Linked DNA regions of Homo sapiens: region 1 is linked to region 2. Evidence: read pairs that join two places in POLR2A ChIA-PET (ENCODE). Cell type or tissue: CD4-positive, alpha-beta T cell. All regions are shown on one strand.

Region 1 (5,000 bases), 58 kb before region 2:
GATCCTCCCGCCTCTGCCTCCCAAAGTGCTGGCATTATAGGCATAAGCCACTGTGCCCGGCCCCTCCAGTTGACTTTTAATGCCTAAACTTTTCACTTGAGAAAAATTAGCTTCCCTCAGGCTTCCTTTCGCTGGCTCCTCCCCTTCTCCCTGTACTTTACTTGTTAAGATTCCTCAGGGTCAATCATTAGAACTCAATGATTCTCCCTCTACACTATCCCTGGAAATTTTCACCCATACCCACAGCTTCCATAACCACCAATTCCCACATGACCCATAGTTTTCTGTGTCGAACCCAGATGCCTTCCAGCCCCATGCCCATCAGCCCAGCTGCCTACTTATCATCTCCGTTAGATATCTCAAAAGCATCTCAGATTAATCAGGTCCAAAACCAAATCCTCATTTCCATCTCCCAATCCTCCAGACAAAGAAACAATAAAAAAAGACAAGACTCTTCTCCTAGTGTTTCCTAACTTCCTGAATGATACCAACCAGGTGGATAAGCAGAAACCAGAACCCATCATGGGCATCATCTTTTCCATGCTATTCCCCAAAGCCAATCTAGCACCAAATCATATTAATTTACCTGCTGAATACCTTTCAGATCCTTCAGCTCTTCATATGTTTCCCTTCACAGGCCTTTCACGTGACGTTCCATGGCCTAGAAAGCTCCTCCTTCCCTCTCCTGGCTACCTGGTCAATGATCAGGTCAATGATAACAGGCTACAGAAGCTTTTGATAATAAAGGCAAAGAATCCCGAACACCACTCCAGCACTGATAAATGACTGTGGAGATCTATATCCCTGAAATCATGCTGAAAAGACCCTATTTTCTTTAGGAAAATGTTTCCCAGCTCTTAATCAATTCACTGAAAACCAATTGCCAGAGAGGTACTTCCACAGACTCACTGTTAGGCAAGTTGACTTGCTTCCATGTTTCTCCAAGTGTGATCCTGATCCCTGGGTCATCTATACTAGAAGGTTTATTAGAAACACAAGCTATCCCAGACCCAGAGACCCAGGAACCTGAATCTTAACTACCCCCAGGTGATTCAGATGCAAGCTAAAATTTGAAATCAAGACTGCAGTTCTAGAGAGTAGAATTCCATGCTTTGCAACTGTCTTAAGCCAGCCTTCATTTGTCTCCTAGCAACCCTTGAGCAATGACAAGTACCTGCCAAACACTGTTGTGAAAACCTCTCTCCTGGGAAAACAAAAGTATTTTGCTTTCTAAATTCTATAGGAATAAAGCTGCTTTAGAAAAGGATAATTTGGCCACCAAGGTAGTTGGGAGAGATAGTTTTCTCTTTGGAGCTGAGCTGAGGGTGCTTATAAGACCCTCTGGCCACCGGGCTAGGTCCAGGACTGACCTTGGGAAGTAGGGCCAGCAGGAGGCAGAGCTTTGCAAGGTCTTGGCATCTGGGAGTTAGAGAGAGGCTTCAGCCATGGATAGCCTTGTGACCTTGAGCTGCAGTACCTCCATATGGACCAAGAGGGTTAGGAGATGGACAGGGATCAGGGGAGAACTGCTTTGCTTGAAATATGACAAAAAACCCCTATCCTATGATAAGTCTCTATGTCTCCTGTATTTATTTCACTTTAGGTCATGACATTTTGAGCACAATTGTGTGTGGGATGCATTCATCAATAGAGCTGGAAGCACCAACCACCATAGGAGGTAAAGTATTGTAATAATAATAATAATGAAGATAGATGATTGATAGATAGATAGATAGATAGATAGATAGATAGATAGATAGATACTTTTTATGTGCGGTTACTATATAACTAGAACTCTATGTTCACCTGCTATAATCTCTTCAACATCTATGGAAAGTAGACAAAAGTATTAGCACAACACAGAAGAAAAAACAAAACTAAAGTATGAAATGTATAGTAATTTTCCCAAGGTCATGCAGCTAGAAGAGTGGAGCTGGGATCTGGACCCAGATCTGTGCCTTTCCACTGAGCCATGATAAGTGGTAAGTTAAACCTATGTGGGGTACTGATGAGTCCATTCCATCCTCATGCAAAGCCACCTCCTCCACTGGGATCCCCGAATTTTAGTTTCCCTTCCTACTTCCACTTTACTTTCTGCTTCTGTACATTTAATTATTTTAGATTCCCCATGTAAATGAGTTTTTCTTCCTGTTTGCATCACCCCAAACCCACTATCACTAATCATCTTCCTGTCATTCAAGCACCTATGCTTGCACGCTGAGATGTACCAAAAGGAAGACCACAACTTCAAGTCTTCAAACAGTCCCTGAAAACATATGAGTCATTTGCTGTTGTGCACAATTTATCTTTTTAAGTTTGTGTATTGAGTTAGCTTAAAGTATGTTCCTAGCCTGACTTACGGAGGAATTTCAGATCTGCTGACTAGTAAACAACAGAACAAGGTTGGCCCCCTTAGTGGGCAGCAATGAGATAAAATAGAGTTCCCTGATGAGATGCTCATATCAGGATCTTGCTTGAATAAATCAGCTTTGAAAGACATTTGGAAACCACCGGAAATTTTCAATATAGACTAAGTATCAGCTGATGTTGAGAAATTATTATCAGTTTTGTTAGACTAAAGTGATACTGTAGTTATAGGGGAATATGTTCATTTTTCAAGGCACATGTTAAATATTTCAAGTTAAAATAAAGTTATGTCTGTAATTTACTTCAAATTCTTCAGAAAATAACTAAAAAGAGATTAAGTAAATATGGTAAAATGTTAACAATTGTTAAATCTAGGTGTGTTCATCTTAAGTTGTGTTCATCTTACTATTCTCTTTCTACTTTTCAAACAAATTCAACATGTTCATAATAAGTGAGTTTTTTAGAGAGTTTTGCTACCAAGGCAAGGAAAAGTAATCTAATATTTGTGTGCTTGGTGCTTTACAAACCTTATATTATCTTATTTTGTTGTAACACTAACAAGTAAAAATATTAATCCCATTTTATAAATGAGGATTATAAATCTCAAAGAGACTCATAACATAAAAGATGGAAGTTTAGGCTTTAATCAAATGAATCTCAACCTTTGGCTATCAGGTCATCTCTAGATCTAGGGGGAAATCACTTCTACATAAAGCCTGCCCTTTGCCAGGCTCCACTTATTTAATTCAATTTTGGTGAGACGGGAAGGCATTTTGTCCTTTTTTCCTCCTGAATTGTTATGTCTCTGAGTATGTTTCCCAGAATGTAATAGGAAGATTCCGATTATTTTCTCATTTCAAAGCTAAAGAGGCCTTTACATAATCAAGAAGCTCTGAGACAAATTGTTTTGTATAAACTTTGAAGGACTTTTCTGTTGAATCAGACACCTTTTCAGCCACTAGAAAGGAAAGTGGTACAAAGATATCTAGTCATCACTCCAGACACTGAAATCATGAAGATCAAATATATTCAGGCTTCCATCCTCGGCTATCATTTCTTGTGGTAACTTACAGTGTGCATGCTCTTCAGACAGTGAATGATGTAATGAGCACCATTAAAGTTGGAGTTTTCATTCTACATGATCGACAACAACAGTTCTACAGGCTAGAGACCAACAGGAAAGCCAGCCTCCCAGGCCCACCCCACCCCCCAACCAACCCAAATATTGGTCAGTTCTAATAGTATCAACACTCATGAGATGTTAGGCCAGTTCCTCTGAAAATAAGGCAGGCAGATAAAAATCTAGGAACACTGAAAATGGGAGCCAGCACGTGTTGACTCACATTAAAAAGTATACCATCATTAGCAACACAGGTGGGTAACACTAGGGCTAGAAAATTTGTCTACAAGACATCTTTCTCTGGTGTTGGGCTTTATTTTTAATTAAGTACATCTTTCGTCTGAGTTATCATCAAGGCTGACATTGTAAAAGGGTGAGTAAGCAATTATCTGGGTGGGGTGATATCCAGGGTACTGAAAAGGATTTCAGGAAATACTTTCTTCATCCCCTAACTGATCTCTGAAATTCCTTTAAGGCATGACTCCTTTGGCTTAAGGCTCGGGTCTCTGGAAAAATAAAACATTAAGCAGAAAAAAACTCCTGAAGTGGTTGTCGGACATTCATATTATAGCATGAATAAGTTGCAGATAGTGAGAACAGGTTTTAATGGAAGGGTTACAGCAAGAAGATATTGATACCTAACTGTAATGAGTGAGGGGGAAACGTAGGGGAAGGTAGAAGAACAATTAAGAATCCATCCACTTAACCTTTTCTCGAGTCTGCTCTAAGTCGCACAGTACCCTTCATTCTTGCACCAAGAATAAACATCTTTCCATGTTTAATAAGGACTTGAGGCTTATGCTTTTACCTAAAGACACACAGTAAAAATAATATAGATTTTTAAAGTCTGTTTTCTCCACTAGCCCAGACCCCTTTGGTATAGTAAGTATGATTTTATGATACTGAACTTTGTCTTGGGCTGAATTGTATCCCCCAAAAATTCCTATGTTGAAGTCCTAACCCCCAGTATATGGAGGTAAGGTCTTTAAAGAGGTAACTAAGGTAGGCACTTTGGGAGGCCGAGGCAGGCAAATCACAAGGTCAGGGGTTCGAGACCAACCTGACCAACATGGCAAAACCCCGTCTCTACTAAAAATACAAAAATTAGCCGGGCATGGTGTCACACACCTGTAATCTCAGCTACTCAGGAGGCTGAGGCAAGAGAATCACTTGAACCCAGGAGGAGGAGGTTGCAGTGAGCTGAAATGGTGCCACTGCACAGCAGCCTGGGTGATAGAGTGAGACTCTGTCTCAGAAAGAAAAAAAAAAAGAGGTAACTAAGGTAAATGAAGTTATCAAGGGGGGCCCTCATGACTGATATCCTTACAAGAGCAGATTAAGACACAGATACACATAAAGGGAAGGCCATGTGAAGACATACCCATAGGTGGTGAAGATGGCCACCTATAAGCCAAGGAGAGAGGCCTCCGAGGAAACAACACCTGCCAATACCTTGATTCAGCTCTCAGCCGTCAGAATTATGAGAGAATACATTTCTGTTGTTTAAGCCACC
Region 2 (5,000 bases):
TGAAGCTCACAGAGCAGCCTTCATGTACAAAGGGATTGTGTTCCACTCGTGTCCAAGTCCATTTCTGTGAACTTAAAAATGCATTTTCCCATAGAATTGTTTTTATAAAAGGTGGCTGCGTTCCAAAACCACCTGCAAAAATTCCCATCCAAAATGTAGTTGAAAGAAAAGTCACCTAGTAGGGAGAGACAAATAACTCTGATACTAGGAATGAATGTCAAAGATGATTTTAAATAATGGGTAAAACTAGATAGGGAGTTCTTTGAGTGCATGATTTTTTTCTTATTTAATTATTTTTCTGCTTTCCCAGTCTTAGCCGACTGCCCATCACTAAATGTTTTTACTCATTTCAGTGCTTGAGAAAAAAGCAGTTTTCATTAAAATTGTATTCAGATGTATCTAAAAACTTGTGTGGATTTTCTTTTTTTTTTTTCTTTTATTTGAGACAGTCTCACGCTGTCACCCAGGCTGGAGTACACTGGCACAATCTCAGCTCACTGCACTCTCCATCTCCTGGGTTCAAACGATTCTCCTGCCTCAGCCTCCCAAGTAGCTAGGATTACAGGAGCCCACCACCACACCCAGCTAATTTTTGTTTTTTGGTTTTTTTTTTTTTCAGTTTCACCGTGTTGGCCAGGCTGGTCTCGAACTCCTGACCTCAAATGACCCACCCGCTTCAGCCTCCCAAAGTGCTGGGTTTACAGGAGTGAGGCACCACGCCAGACCTGGCTTTTCTAAAATGACTCCCAGGATTTTTGATCCTGACTATACCAGTTGCCTAATTTCACCCTCAGATATAGAACTTTCCTTTCCACTGATGTTTTGATGGCAATATTCATGCATTTATCAATGATAATTTAAAAAATGGTCTACAAATGGACTAAACAAATAAAAGAGATAAAGGAGGAAAAAAGAAAAGGAAGTAAAGGAGGGAGATTCTTCTAAAGTACCTGGGCAAAATTCCAGGGGATAAGGTGGGGAATATTGTTAAGCTAGAAAGGAAAGAAAGCAAGAGGGAGAGAGAAGAAAAAAGGGAAGAAAAGAGAGAAGAGGAGAGGGAGAGGGAAAGGGAGGAGAAGAGAAAAACCAAGACAAGCAAGACAGGGGAAAGGAAGCGGGCAATGCATTGCATGTTCTTCCAGGTAGGGAAAGAAAGACTGTGGCCAGGACAAGATATTAGAGCTGACACTGCCACCTGCCCCTCTCACAGTCCACCTTGACTGGGTGGCTTATGTCTGCCTGGTGTGGTTTGAGCGTATCTATGTGGCTGTGCTGGAGGGCAAGCTTACATTGGTTTCATGCTTACGGAGTTTCTCTACTTCAAAAGTAAACATTACAGTGAGTTAGAGAAGAGCAAGCTCTAGCCTAAGGAATCTACTATTGGCATTTTACAAAGGTAATGGTGAAATTCACCTTTCTTTTTCCCATCTGCATGATGGGAGAATATAGTACAGTGTTTAGAGCTCAGGCTCTGGAGTCAGACAAAGGCTTAGAAATCCAAGCTCCTACTCTTCCTTGCTCTGGGACCTTGGGAAAGTTACTTAATGATTACTGACCTCCGTTTCCTCACTTACAAAATGGAAAAAATTATATCTTCCTCAAGGAAATGAAGATTAAAAGAAATATCACATGTAAACAGCCAGGTACCATGCTTGGTATCTGATACATTTTTTAACATGGTAGCCATTATTTTTCTTACCATTATAGAACAGTAATTGGTGTCACAAGATTATTAAGGCTACCATGAAAACTAAATAATCTCGTGCCAGCAAAGTGACACATTACATATCACCAACCAGCATAACTGGGAGTTGAAGAACTAGCAAAAAGAGAAGCTGCTGAATGGGGACTGAGCGCAAATCCACAGTATGAGCCAGATCTGCAGGGCAAGCCTGTCCTCCCAACACCTGGAGCTCAATGGGAATATGAGCATTCATGTGGTGGGGAAGTGGGGCAGTACACAGGGGACTTCTGCCACACTGTCCAGCTGGCCAGCAACTAACTGTCTTAGTCCATTTGTGCTGCTAAAACTAAATACCTGAGACTTGGTAATTTATAAAGAACAGAAATTTATTTTCTCACAGTTCTGGAGACTGGAAAGTCCAAGATCAAAATCCTGGTATTTGGTCTGGTGAGGACCTTCTTGCTGCAACCTCACATGGCAGAAGGTGGGAGGGCAAGAGAGAGCCGAAGAGCAGGTTAGCAAGCCAACTGAATGCTGGCAGAAGCCTCTTTAATAAGTGCCTTGATCCCATGAATGACAGAGGAGCCCTTATGGCCTAATCACCTCTGAAAGGCTCCCATCGCCTAATACTGTCATATTGGCACCACTTGAATTTTGAAAGCGACGTATTCAAACCATAACAGAAACCCACATTCTATTTGGAAGAATTTCTCATTTTTGTGAATCTTGGTAAGAGAGAGTCTGCCTCCTACATACTACAGGAGCCAACTGAACTCTTTCTTCCAGAGATGCCAGTAGGGATACCAGTACCATTTAGAAAACTGCTTCTACCCCTTTGGATGTCATTGCCAGCTTGAGGTTTTCTTAGTGTCATGATAAGGTGAAGTGTTGGAACAAATGCTGACAGCAGCACTTCCTTTCCTTCAAACACCAGATGGTGCCAGATACAGATTTCTTTCAGCCATAAGTCAACCTAGTGACTTAGAGAGTAGTCGTCCAATGAAGCTATGAGTTATGAAAAAAAGCACCTTGGTTTCCTGCCTCATGACCCACAGGAGCCAACCCGGTTCTGTTTTCAGTGATGGGTATCTGAGTTACCGGCAGCGAATGTGTACAAGTCTGAAGCAACCTCAATTCTTGCCTCCTCAGAAGAAAAAAATTGACTGAGGGACATAAGGCAGAAGAAGAAACTGAGGCAAATTTTAGAGCATGAGTGAGAGTTAATTAAAAAGCTTTAGAGCAGGAATGAAAAGAAAGTAAAGTACACTTGGAAGAGGGCTAAGCGAGTGTCTTGGAGGACAAGTGTGGGATTTGATGTTTTGGCTTGGAGTTTTATATGTTGGCATACTTCTGGGGTCTTGCATCCCTTCTCCCTGCTTCTTCCTTTGGGGTGGGTTTTCTGCATGTGTAATGGCCTGCTAGTGCTTGGGAGGGGAACGTCAGTGTCTTTACACATGCTCACTTGAGGCGTTCTTCCCATTCCGGTGCAATGCCCACAGAAGGTCATATACAAGTTAAACTCCACCATTTTGCCTCTTAATGCACATGCTTGAGCTCACTCGCCCAACTCCTGAAATTTTATCAGGAAGCTACTGATCACCAGTTTCAGGTTTTTTCTATCTATAGGGAGACTGCCTTTCCCTGGCACTGGCTGTGACCAATTATTATTTTAGAGAGACAGTTGAAAACCACCTGATCATCACCTGATGGTTGCCCCACATTATTAGGCAGATCCACCTCCTGCCCTGCTCACACCTGACTAGCTACTTACTGTAACAATTCCTGCATGCTTGTCATGCCTGATTGTTCAGCTTCCCAAGGAGTTGCAAGCCCCAGATTCTATTTCTGTTATTTAAACCCAGAAGAGTCTGACCTGGCACCTTATAAGGTCAGTGGACTCAATAGTTCCTCAGTTGCACTTCTTGCCCAGTGATGACCTTGGTCACTTTATAAGATCATTTCCCTCTTCAGAAACTACAGAGCATCTTGACAGTCCAACATCCCAACCAAAGCAGAGATAAACTGTACCTCACTCCCAATCAAGGACCCACCAGCCCCTTCGTCAACACCTGAGTTATGGTTACTGAGTACTTAGGGAGGAATTCTTCTAAGTCCTTTGCAAGAATTAATTTATTTAGTGCTTGCACTACCCTACAAAGTAGATACAATTATTATCTTATCCCCTGTTTCATAGAGGAGGAAATAGAGTTCAGAGAGGTTAACACACGTACCTAAAGTTACAGGAAAGAAACAGGACTAGGCTTTGAACCCAGGCAGTCAGACTCCACAGCCTAGCATCATACACCAACTTATACTGCTTCTCAAAAGCTGCCTAAAAATAAGTACACAGAGTTATTTAGTGCTAACATGTGCTATGAAGAAAAACACAGTAGGGAGATGGGTAAGGAGAAAAAAAGAGTGATGGGCTGATCTTTTTGTAGGATGCTCAGAGGAAGGCCTGTTAGAATGGAGTTGCTATAAACTGAGAGAGTGAAGAGTGAAGAAGAGTGGGTTTGGAGAACTATTTCTGGCCTTTGGTGCCACTCAGAACTACTCAGTCACACTTCTATATAAAATATCTTCCAAGATCTGAATAAAACTCTCTCTTCTCTACCCTTCCATAAATCACCCCATAATTTTGTGCAATGCTCACTTTCCAGTGTTGTAACCACCTTGAAGACCTGCTTTGACCACAGCCCTGACTCTCAATGTCTTCCTTAAATGGTAAGTCTGCCACCGACTCCAGACTCAGACCCAACAGCACACAGGCAAGTTCTTTACACTCAATCTAGACCTTGCCTGCCTCTGAACTCTCATTGTCTGTAGCTGCTGTATCTTTTGGCTCCCAGATCTTTTCCCACGAACAGTTCTCATTCTATATTCTTTCTTCATATGAGTCAAGGATAAAATTCTTGAACAGGACAAAGTCAAGGTCCAGGACAGAGTCCTCTGCCTCAACCAGAGACCATCCCACAGGCTGAGAATGGATGTTGTTTGTTTCAACAAATCTGGGTACATCTGACAACAATAGCATCCAGTCATATATTATACACTCTTCTCCACCAAGATAGCCAGAATGCACATTCCTGAATGTCAGGCAGAAATGACAATACATTGTATCCACAGATGTCCCTCAGCTTACAAATTAGTTGCTCTGTTTTAAAAAGTAGAATGATGTTAATTTCTTATATGTTCTTCCTGTAGGAATTTATCCCTCCGTCTATTTCAAATATGCATAATCTCTTTAAGAAATGGGTATTTGAATGTTATCTGTGTCATAACTTGCTTATCTGCCTGTCGCTCTCTGTGATTTCTC

What was found. Peaks named below come from ENCODE experiments on the same cell type or tissue, not always from the same donor. Only the 100,000 strongest peaks of a DNase experiment are listed, where the experiment ranks them.
Region 1: POLR2A ChIA-PET joins it to region 2 with 6 read pairs; 5 of 35 experiments call an interaction of 5 or more read pairs at or near these places.

What each region holds. Positions count from the first base shown.
Region 1 is chr1:168,418,808-168,423,807 of GRCh38, reverse strand. LOC125312414 (a long non-coding RNA gene) reads left to right here. Exons shown (of 8, transcript NR_176090.1): 5 at 1,604-1,678. It overlaps LOC100505918 (a long non-coding RNA gene), which reads left to right and starts at 1,152. Exons shown (of 5, transcript NR_176059.1): 1 at 1,152-1,218; 2 at 1,604-1,678. In CD4-positive, alpha-beta T cell, no CTCF peak of the experiment used is centred here; a DNase peak (open chromatin) is centred at 2,227; H3K4me3 peaks cover 591 bases; H3K27ac peaks cover 2,179 bases.
Region 2 is chr1:168,360,852-168,365,851 of GRCh38, reverse strand. No RefSeq gene overlaps it. Among named protein-coding and RNA genes, the nearest start is that of MIR557, 12 kb to the left of the region's middle. In CD4-positive, alpha-beta T cell, no CTCF peak of the experiment used is centred here; a DNase peak (open chromatin) is centred at 2,661.